2 separate regions of the Homo sapiens genome follow, and region 1 is linked to region 2. The links are chromatin loops, found by intact Hi-C in ENCODE. Cell type or tissue: endothelial cell of umbilical vein. All regions are shown on one strand. Links, peaks and the distances in the headings refer to the core of each region. The heading gives the core; the rest is flanking DNA.

Region 1 (5,360 bases), core at 250-5,249, 210 kb before region 2:
ACGGTAGGTCTAGGGTGCTGTGCAAGCACTGTGGGCTGAGGGACGGAGGGACAGCCAGTCCTGTCCTGTGAACACCTGGTCTGTGGGAGGAAGATGGTGTGGGCCAGGGGTTGGGTCCTACTGCTGTCTGGTTGGCATGGCTGTGCCACTTTCTCATCTCGTGGCTTCAGCCCACCCCCCACCGGCTGGAACAAGGCTCTCGTTGCCTTTTGGGAAGAGAGGTGCCCAGGTGTTAGGCCTCTGAGGGCCAGGACAGCGCTGGACACATGAAAGGGTCCTTACTGCATTCCTACCACCCGCAGTCCACCCAAGGCTTAGGACTTGGGGACAGGTCAGGGCACACCCCCCAACCCCAGGCCTTTTGGTGCTTTAAGTGGGCTGGGGCTGCTAGAACCCAAACCGCAGTGCCTCCCTCTCTCACTGGCCACTTTAGAAAGTGGATTTATTGGCCTTGTGGTTTCTGAGCGGTTTTGGCTCACAGGTGCCCAGAGCTCAGCCCGGCTGTGGAGTCCCCCGCCAGTCGCTGGGAGCCAGAGGGGTGGACAGCCTGGCAATCCTAACACTGGCTGGCCCTGGCTCGACACCCAGTTCCCAGCTGGGCCTCTGACTGGGCCGTGTCCCGCTGCAGCCAGGTGGGAGGATGCTCCTGTGCCCCCAGGGGCTGCCCCCGACGGTTCGGCTGGGGTCCTGGGGTTGGCTGTTCCAGTGCCCTCTGGCTCGCGGCAGCCCCAAAGCCAGAGCCCGCTACTGGTTATAAGCTCAGACGTGGGGAGGCGTCTACCCCATGTAGGGAGCGGCGGGCCGTTGGGGGCCAGGGCTCTGCCCTTCCCAGCTAGATCCGCCTCTTCCCAACCACGAAGGCAGGGCAGGGCCTAGGTCAGGACAGGCAAAAATGGGGGCATCCTGCTCTGCAGCTTCCCACCTGCCACCTTGGAGGGACACCCTCTCTCTAGGGTTCGGTCTTCTCCTGCCTCATAGGGTCCATTCGGTCACTCACCAGGCATTAACTGGGCACCTACTGTGTGCTTGGTGCAGCTCCAGTCCCAGTTCTTGTTGGTCCAGTCCCCACTCCACCTCTCACTTTACCTCCTGCCATGCTTCTCCCTCTGGGGAGCCTTCCTGTCCTCCCCACCCCGAGTCGGGCCCAATGTTCTGCTGTGGCTCCCTGGTCATGCGTGTGTTTCTCCCCGCAGCTCGACACCTCCCAGGTGTCTAGGCAGGTCCTGGTCTGCCCGTCCCTGGGCGAGGGCCATTTCCACGCGGGGTGCTGCCTCCGAGGCTCATGGGTGTTGCTGGGTGAATGATGGTGGGCTTAGGGCCAGGGGGACTCGAGGAGGTTGGCAGGGTGAACCTGATGCCCCTGCTGATGCCATAGATGCGGGCAGTGCCAGGCACCTTGCCTGGCGGCACAGACTCTGGGAGGGGAGGCCACCCAACAGCTGGCGACACTGGGCCTTGGAGGGTAGAGCCACTCGCCAGATCGACAGAGGGTGCCGGGGCTGATCTGGCCTCGGGACTGGTCCCTGTCACTAAGGCTGGCCTTGGCATCTGTGCTGCATGGAGGCCACACCTCCCCAGTGCCTGGCCGATCCCCAGGGGAGCTCCGTGTGCCCTCAGCACCATCATTACGGGGTGGAGTGGTCCTAGAGGAGCTAAGGACCGCCCCGTGATGAGGTTCTGCCCTCAAAGCGTGCTGCTCGCCAGGCTCCGTGCAGCTGTGTAGATGAGGGTCCCATTCTCCACTGACCCTTTGGTAGCTCTCTGCAGAGCTGGGCTCCCGGCTCCTTCCTATCCTTGGGGGTGCTCGGCAGCCCCGGCTGAGAATGACGTTAATCAGGGTTTCCTCCTGGCTGGTTCCAGGAAGATTCAGGGTGAGGAGGGAGGGGCTGTATCCGCACTCAGGAGCCCTGCGTCTGTGCAGACAACCTGCAGACACAGGCGGACCTGGGGCCCTTCCACAGCGTGCACACACGTGCGCCCGCAGACACCACATCTGCCCATGGAGGCCATGGTATGGGGCACACATGCCGGTGGGGCTGTGGGCAGCCTGCGTGCCCCCTGTTGCCGCCCCCCACCCTGGCAGCTGGGAGCCTCCTTTTGCAACTCTCACATTTATTTTACAGTGCTCTGCATCGGCAGAAGCTTTCAAAACACTTTCTGCTTGTTTACCGAGCTGTGCAAGAACATTTTGTCTCCACTCCAACTTAGCCTTCCTTCCAGAAGGATCAGGAACGTGCCCATCTCCAAGCGGCGCCAGCAGTGGCCCCAGCTTCTTAAAGGGCCAGCTGGGCTCACCTCAGAGGGGGCAGTGGGGGCTTGGACAGAGGCCAACAGGCCGGTCTCTTGCCACCCTCAGGGACTGCCGGCCGCTGACACTGGGCTCCCGGTGAAATGAAGCGTTAAAGGGTTGGAGGCTGGGAACCAGCGCTGGGGTGACTGGACAGGCTGCCTTTCACCCTGGCAGAATGCTGAGGGGATTGCAGAGAGGACAGCCTCGAGTTACTACCTTGTAACCTCAATTTGGCAAGATTGCCCTGCCCGGGTACCCTCCGCTTGGCTGCTCCCTGAAGCAGGGCCAGGGTTATGGGGGCAGTGGGGACTTCTTTACTGTTCCCATCTGCTGAAGGCCTGGGCTGCGGGACAGGCCCCTGCACACGGGGCTCATGAGGCAAACCCCGGCTGCTCCCCAGGTGACCTCCGCTTTGGCAAGGGCCAGCTGACCCCCCTGTCCCCAGGGCCAGCACAAGTTCTGTCCTGCAGCAGGGCCTCAGTGGAGGTGGTGGAGGGAACATCTCAAGGGGCTGGGCCTGGCTGCCTGACCCTGCGTGCTGGGGGTTCCGGCTTCCCCGGGAAGGCAGAGCTGCTGGGTGGGGAGGGGCTGCCTGCCTGAGACCCAGTTCCCCTCCTGCCCTCCCCTGGGGCTGTTGGTAATTTGTTGGAAATTTGGAGAAGCGACCTTTGTCTTGGCTGTCTCACATGGCATCATCCTGGAGCCCCTTCCCCTGCCCAGCGATCCCCCACCCCCCTCCAGTTTCCAGCCTTGACAATGGCCTGTCTTGACCCCCAGTGCTGCTCACCAGCAACGCCATCGAGAGCCCCAGACCTTTCCCTTCACCCCCTCCTGCTCCCCCGGGCCCTGCTGCCTCCTGAGCTCATGGCCCATTTGGACACTAGCTTTGTGGATGCAGCTCCACCGCAGTTGATATTAAGGAAATGAATATTGAATTCACCATGGTCCTCCAAAGTCTGAGGAGGTTTTTCAGGGAAACACACATATCCCAGGAAGACACGTAGGAGATGGAAAAGTAGAGCCAACCCCAGAGGGCAGGATTAGGTGAGGAAACAAGCAGCCGTGACCATGTGGTTGGACTTGAGTGCAATGTTGAGCTTCCTGGCAGCCAGGGCAAAAAGGGAAATGTGACTGGAGAGGGGCTCTCTCTGTTCATGAGAGGTCTTTTATGACATTATTTGTCAGAGGATCCTTAACTCCGGGCCTGGAGGAGCACGTAGTACGAGGCAGACGCAGACCAGATTCCTCCTGGGGCTCTTGCTCCTAGAGCAGTTGTGAGTGGGGCTGCCCTCGCTTGAGGGTTCAAGCTGTGAGGATTTGCCATCGGCAGGGGAGGAGGCTCTGCGGGGTTGAGGGTCCCTGAAGCCACAGAGCCTGGGTGTGGTGAGCCCCTGCATGTGTGAGCGGATTCACAGTGGTCACTGTGCTCTGGCCCCCCAGGGGCTACTCAAGGACCCCTGGACCTCTCTATGAGATGAGAGCTGGGAAGGCAGTTGGCAGACTAGCTTCGGGCCCTGCCTGGCCACCTGACCACCGTGAGGACTTGGGTGGGTTCCGCCCCTTCTGGGCTCCTGAGTCTCTCACCCCTGACCCACACTGTGAAATAGGAAGGGCAACCCATGCCGACTCTGGCCCTGCTCCCTGCCAGTTTGTGCCCGGGAAACAGGGCACTGCCTGGTCTCGTGGCTTCCTGCCCCTGCCCACGGCCACGGCCGCCTCTCACATCCTGGCACTCCGCCTCGGGCTGAAGGCAGACTTCGCTGTTCCAGAGTTGCTTAAGTAGAAAGTAACCGGCCCAGGTGTCAGCATCTTGTTAACCTCCTTCAGCCCAGGCTGTGACACTGGGAGACACAGGGCCCAGACACCAGAATGGGCAGAGAACCGGTTCCTGGAAGCGGGGAGGGCCCCAGGCCCGCCGTCCTCACCCCCACAGGGTGCCACCAGAAGCCCACCCTGGCAGCTGCCCTGGCTCTCCACCCACCTCTGCGGCCCCCACTCCGGTGCAGCCCATTCCTCAGCAGGATGGGATCGCTGTGTCTCTAGGGCCTCCAGACCCTCCTCTGAGGCAGAGCTGTGTGATTCCTCCCTTTCTCCTGGCACTTCCAGCCTTAATGGTTTTGAAAGATCCCATTTCTCCCGCCTGCCGCCACCCGTCAGGAGCCTTTCCTCTCGCTACCTCCTGTGCGTTTTCTCTTCTAGAAAGTCCCTGTGGGCAAGGTGCGGCGGCTGTGACCCAAGCAGGTGAGGGTGGCTCCAGAACACCCCAAGTCCCTCTCTCTGCCCTCAGATATGAGCCAGGGTCTGGGCTGGGCCAAGCTTCCAGCTCCCCAGCTGCAGCCAGGCTGGCCTGACCTGTGGCCCTGTAAGGCCTCTGGGACCTCCACTGTGCCCAGGAATTGGGTCTTCCCTGTCCATTCACAACCAGCCGCCAACACACAGGCCTCAGCCCTCCTGCCTCCTCCTGGAGAGTGTGGCCGGGCTCCCCACCTGTCCTGAGAGCAGGGGCTGCCCTGCCCTCCTCCAGAGCCCAACTGTGTGGACCTCAGGGTGGATGCTTCAGGCAGAACACCTGCAGGGGGCCAAAGGCACAACATCAGCACAGCCTGTTGGGAACGGAGCCCTCGGTGGTGCGCACAGGCCGGGGTCCCCTTTCCCTGGGCTGCAGCCTCCAGGGGCGGGTGGCCATGGGATGCAGCAGAGCTCAACACGGCTGAGCCCATAGCTTTGAGTCAGTGCCTGTGCAGGCCTGGACAGGTGACTGGCCCCGCGCCTGGGCTTCCCCGCTGGAAACGGAACGGAGGTCTGCCCAGTGGCTTGCAGGTGACTGTCAGACGCTGGCAGGTGGCCCTGGCTGGGATGCTGAGGTCCGGAGCAAGCTCATAGATTCCTTTGGGGCCTGGAGCAAATCAGAAAAGCAGGAGCCCTCACCTCCGCCACACACTTCTCAAGGAGTGGAGTGGGCGCGCTTCCAGAGCCCGGGCTGCTGCAGGCTACTGGAGAGGGGCTTGCTCCATCCCCTCTGGCCCAGCTGTGGAGGATGCATTAGGAGGAAGCATCGACTCTTCCTTAG
Region 2 (5,360 bases), core at 294-5,293:
AAAAAAATCTATTTTTGTACAAATGTAATTTTATCCCTCATGTATACTTGGATATGGCGGGGGGAGGGCTGGGACTGTTTCGTTTCTGCTTCTAGAGATTGAGGTGAAAGCTTCGTCCGAGAAACGCCAGGACAGACGATGGCAGAGGAGAGGGCTCCTGTGACGGCGGCGAGGCTTGGGAGGAAACCGCCGCAATGGGGGTGTCTTCCCTCGGGGCAGGAGGGTGGGCCTGAGGCTTTCAAGGGTTTTCTTCCCTTTCGAGTAATTTTTAAAGCCTTGCTCTGTTGTGTCCTGTTGCCGGCTCTGGCCTTCCTGTGACTGACTGTGAAGTGGCTTCTCCGTACGATTGTCTCTGAAACATCGTGGCCTCAGGTGCCAGGGTTTGATGGACAGTAGCATTAGAATTGTGGAAAAGGAACACGCAAAGGGAGAAGTGTGAGAGGAGAAACAAAATATGAGCGTTTAAAATACATCGCCATTCAGTTCGTTTGTTCCGTGTGGGGACTTTTTTGTTTGGAGCGGGAGGGCCCGCGATCAGCCCCCACCAGCCCACCCTCCTGTCCACCCTACCTGCCGGTCCTGTGCGGCGAGGCTGGCATCCTCTGTGGGCCATACTCTTGAGAGTTCTCTCCCTGTCCACTGGGCTCTGCTGCTCCTCCAAGGGGCAGGGGGCTGGGGCCTCCGTGAGGGCACCTCTCAGCAGCCGTGGGCACTGGGCCTGTGGGCGCCTGCGGAGCACGAGTGTTCCCACCTGTCCCTCCCCAGGCTGCCTAAGCATCCACGCCTCTGCAGCCACGCTGGCCCAGATGGGCAGGAGGTGCACCCAGAGGGCCAAGGAACACACGATGTCACCCAGCTGCCCCAATAACAACAAGTTAATGATGCCCCATCTGCATTGTCTCCTGTGATAAACGCCCTCTGTCTCCATGCTGTCTGGGGCTGGGCTGCTCCCGGCCTGGTTTGGTCTTCGTGCCCGGAGCCCTCTCATGCACCTGTGTCCAGCCAGGCACCCTCCCCGAGAGGCACCAGACACACTGAAGATGGGGAGTGGGGCTCTGAAGGTCCAGGTCCTGCCCTGTGGTGGTGGGCAGAGGACAGTGTGGCCTGTGCCCAGAGCTAGGGTGGCTCCCGGGTGAGACTTAAAATGGAACGGCCTGCCACCTGAAAGGCAGGGACTTCCTGATGGCACTCCCCTCATGAGCACACACACATTCACACACGTGCATACTCAAACACGGGCACGGACACGCTCACATGGACCCTCGCACCCATTCATACGCATGCACACACCACGTGCTCACACAGATGCTTTGGCATGCACACCCATGCAGAACTGCTCCCGTGCACACACCCATCGCTGCCCTTGCACACACCCATGCATGCTCCCATGCACACACACCCATACAGGCTCAGTTGCACACACCCATACACGCTCCCGTGCACACACCCATACACGCTTTCATATGCACATACATCCATATTCCCATGCACACACACCCATACACACTCCCATGCACACACACCCATACATGCTCCCGTGCACACACACACTCATGAACATACACACTTGCACTCAGCCCTGGAAGGATCGACAGAACAGTGGGGGTCTTGGGTGCGGGGCTGAGCCAGCCTCCCTTGGTGGAGTCAGGACCCCACACCAACATTCTCCCTCTTCCTGGGAACGGCGGCTGTGCGGCTGTGCTCTGAAACTCTGGGCCACTCCCTGGGCCCCCAACCATGGCTGAATGGTGGGTGCCACAGGAGTCTCGACTCACTTTGCCATCTTAGGAGCCCCCCTGGGTCCCAGCTGCACATCCAAAGGATCCTCCCTGGGCTTCACACCCTCCCCTGCCAGGGCCTCGGCTCTGCCCACTGAGACCAACCTGGGCTTCTCCAGAGGGGTCCAAGTGTGAATGGACCCCGAGGGAGGGCGGAGTCCTTGAAGTGGCCACCCGCTTCCTCTGTGTCGGCACAGCCCTCTGCCGACCTGGCTTGCTGAGTCTGGCCCACCCATGTTCTCTGCATATAATCTTGCACACATGAAGCACGTGGGCCCCTTCCGTGGTCTGGAAAAGGGGTCGGCCCTGGGGCTTCGGGAGCTGGGATGTGGCCTCCCTGCTGAGAGGCCTCCCATCCTGCTGCACATCTGCGCACATGGCTGAGTGCTGCTGTGTGAGACACCAGCGGTTGGAAGCTGGCTCTGTGCCCTGGTGGCCCCCTGGACTCTGGGCACAGCCTCCACGGACACCCGTCCTTGGGGTGAGAGTGAGCCCTCGGAGTTCTCAGGCCAGAGCGCAGGGACAAAAGGGGAAAGCTGAGGTCTGTGGTTGCAGGACACGGACCCCTCGGGGCTCTGGGAGAAGCCCAGGAAGGGGAAGCTTCCCGTAAGTTCCCAGGGCCTTGGTGCTTGTTTTAATAATGGGGCAGGGTGTTACTATGGGACTTCCTGGGGTGAGCGTGGGGGGAGTTTGGTGCCCCTCCAGGGACACGAACACCACCCCGTGCTCCCACCAGCCAGGCAGAAACTCCAGGCTGCTGGCTGGCGCGGCATCGCAGGACAACCCAGCTTTGGGCCTCCCTTCGGCATTTGGTTGCCACGGTGACTCCTGCCCAGGGCAGTCCCTCTGGACCAGAGATGCTGGGCTTGATAAGTTCTTCACCGTCACTCTCAGGCAACGACAGCAAGCCAGTGTGGGCTGGAGGTTTGTGAACTGAGAGGCAAGGGAGGGGGCAGGGGCTCAGGCACCTGCGGTGGGGGCAGGGACACATGGCTCCTGGATGGGCACCGCTGAGCTCCCTGTGCTTCCGTCCCTGCCATCAGCCAGCAGACAGCATGATGGGAGGAAGGGCGCACGTGGGGAATGGGGCGCATCCTGAGAGCACATCCTGAGAGAACGGGGCAGCCCCTGCACTTTGTGCAGGCAGTGCACACTCAGGGCGGAGGAGGGGTCATCGCTGTGCCCAAGGACAGCTGCACCTGGGTGACCAGAGGAGGCCAGGGAAGTCTCAGGGGCCTCAGGAGGAAGGGGCTGGGGCGTGGAGACATCGGGAAGGGCCACATAGAGCCTTCAGCCCAGTCCCCTGGATTCTCAGATGGGCACAGCCGCCCCCTGGCAGGGACTCAGACAGCATCGGGGCGGGCAGGCCATTGAGTCTGGCATTTTCTACCTGCCTTTCTGCAGCGAGCCCCCTCTGTAAAGATGCCCGGAGGGAGCCCGCAGCCCCTGCAGAGCTGTGTCCCCACACTTCGCAGAGGCCCTGCGAGGAAGGAGTTTGCCCAAAGGGAGGCCAAGGCAGGACCAGGTCCCATCCCACCACCTCGGTTATGGAGCTGATTAGGAACCCGAGTGTCCCCAAGGACAGATGCCCCGGCGCCTGCTGCGGCGTGAAGCAGCCCTGCCCCCTGCTGGCGACGCTGGGACAGCGCGGGTCCTCCAGTCCCTTCTTGCTCCTCCAGGCCTGTGGGTGCCACAGTGGCTTCCGGCAGTGGGGTTGATTACTGTGAGTCAGAATCACCTGGGCGCTCCGCCACCCAGCCATACCCCTGCTCACTGCAGCAAGCGGTCCAGTCAGGAGCCGGCTTCATCCCAGTTTCACCAAGATGCCTCAGCAGTCAGCTGTTCGGGAAGCTGGGCACACAGCCCTACTGGGTGCCAGGTGGGCTTGGCCTGCAGCAGGAGCAGGGTCAGGGAAGGTGAGGACAGAGCGCCAAGGAGGGAGGGGGGCGGGTCCTGCCCTCTCTGAGCCTCAGTTTCCCCATCTCCCCACCTCCAAAGTGAGGACAAACTCCCCACTTTCCAGGGCTGTTGTGACCAGGGCCTTGGTCACCCAGAAAATGCTTTAGGAGGAAGCAGCCACTTCCTCCTTTCTTTTGGTGTGAAGAGGCTCTAATGCAGGGCATGGGTGGAGGAGGCCAGGCCGACTTTGCTCCCTGAGCAAAGGGTGGTGAGCAGGAATCCTTGGAGATTTGACCCGGGGTCCACCTCTGGACAAGCACAGGACTGTAGGCCCAGGTTCCAGGGCCTGGGATCCAGGAGGTGGCATCATGGCTTTTGCCCATTATGGGGGATGGGGAAGGTCAGGTACCATGGTGCCCTCCAAGGTGAGCAACGGAGCCTTTGAGGTCCAAGGGCAGGGCAGAGACCCCTGTGTGGGTCAGTGGGGGCATTTGGGAAGCACAGAGAGGAGGCTCAGTGGTCTTCCTTCTTTCTCACTCCTTCCCCCCTCCCTCCCTCCTTCCCCTTCCCTCCTGCTTTCCCCCTCCCTCCTTCCTTCCCTCTCCCCCCTCCCTCCTTCCTTCCCCCTCCCTCCTCCTTCCCCTCCTCCTTCCCTCCTTTCTCCTTCCTTCCCCCCTCCTTCCTTCCCCTGCCTCCCTCTTTCCCTCTTCCTCTCTCCTTCCTTCCCCCTCCTTCCCTCCTTCCCCCGTCCCTCCCTCCTTCCCCCTCCTTCCATCCCCCTCCCTCCCTCCTTTCCCCCTCCACCCTTTCCCCCTCCCTCCTTCCCCCCTCCGCCCTTTCCCCCTCCCTCCTTCCCCCTCCCTCCTTCCTTCCCTCTTCTCTTTCTTTTCCTCCCTACCTCCTTCCTTCCCTCCTCCCTACCTACTTGCTCCCTCCTTCCCCTCCCTCCTTCCTTCCCCCTTCTCCTTCCTTCTTTCCTACCTCCCTCCTTCTTTTCTCCTTCCCTCCCCTCTCTCTCCTTCCCCCTCCCTCCCTCCTTCCTCCCTCCTTCCCTCTGGTGGCAGGTGCCTGTAATTCTAGCTACTCAGGAGGCTGAGGCACGAGAATCTCTTGAACCTGGGAAGCAGAGGTTGCAGTGAGCCAAGATCTTGCCACTGCACTCTAGCCTGGGAGACAGAGTGAGACTCCATCTCAAAAAACAAAACAAAACAAAACAAAAACAAAAACCACAAACAAACAAAAATGTGAGAAGGACATGAGATTTGGGAGGGGCCAGGGTTTGGCTCTGTGTCCCCACCCAAAACTCATGTTGAATTATGATCTTCCATGTTGGAGGAGGGGCCTGATGGGAGGGGACTGGATCATGGGAGTGACTTGCCCCTTGCTGTTCTCGTAATAGTGAGTGAGTTCTCACGAGATCTGGCTGTTCACTCTCTCTCTCTCTCCTGCTGCCATGTAGGACGTGCCTGCTTTCCATTCGTCTTCCACCACGATTCTAAGTTTCCTGAGGCCTCCCCAGCCATGCCTCCTGGACAGCCTGCAGAACCGTGAGCCAGTTAAACCTCTTTTCTTTATAAATTACCCAGTCTCAGACTGTTCTTTGTAGCGGAGTGAGAACGGACTGAAACAGCACCTGATCAGCCCTTAGGACAGTCAAGGTCATCAAAGACAAGGAAAGTCTGA

The links. Peaks named below come from ENCODE experiments on the same cell type or tissue, not always from the same donor. Only the 100,000 strongest peaks of a DNase experiment are listed, where the experiment ranks them.
Region 1: it touches region 2 in a loop (14-fold over the local background); 2 of 110 quality-filtered maps call a loop at or near these places.

The regions. Positions count from the first base shown.
Region 1 is chr9:134,229,213-134,234,572 of GRCh38, forward strand. No RefSeq gene overlaps it. Among named protein-coding and RNA genes, the nearest start is that of LINC02247, 64 kb to the right of the region's middle. In endothelial cell of umbilical vein, for the core only: no CTCF peak of the experiment used is centred there; no DNase peak of the experiment used is centred there.
Region 2 is chr9:134,440,097-134,445,456 of GRCh38, forward strand. It overlaps RXRA (retinoid X receptor alpha), which reads left to right. Exons shown (of 10, transcript NM_002957.6): 10 at 1-489. It overlaps LOC105376311 (a long non-coding RNA gene), which reads left to right and starts at 5,107. Exons shown (of 5, transcript XR_007061841.1): 1 at 5,107-5,360. RefSeq lists an enhancer at 3,242-3,820. In endothelial cell of umbilical vein, for the core only: a CTCF peak has its summit at 3,410 (motif pointing left); a DNase peak (open chromatin) is centred at 3,425; H3K27me3 peaks cover 440 bases.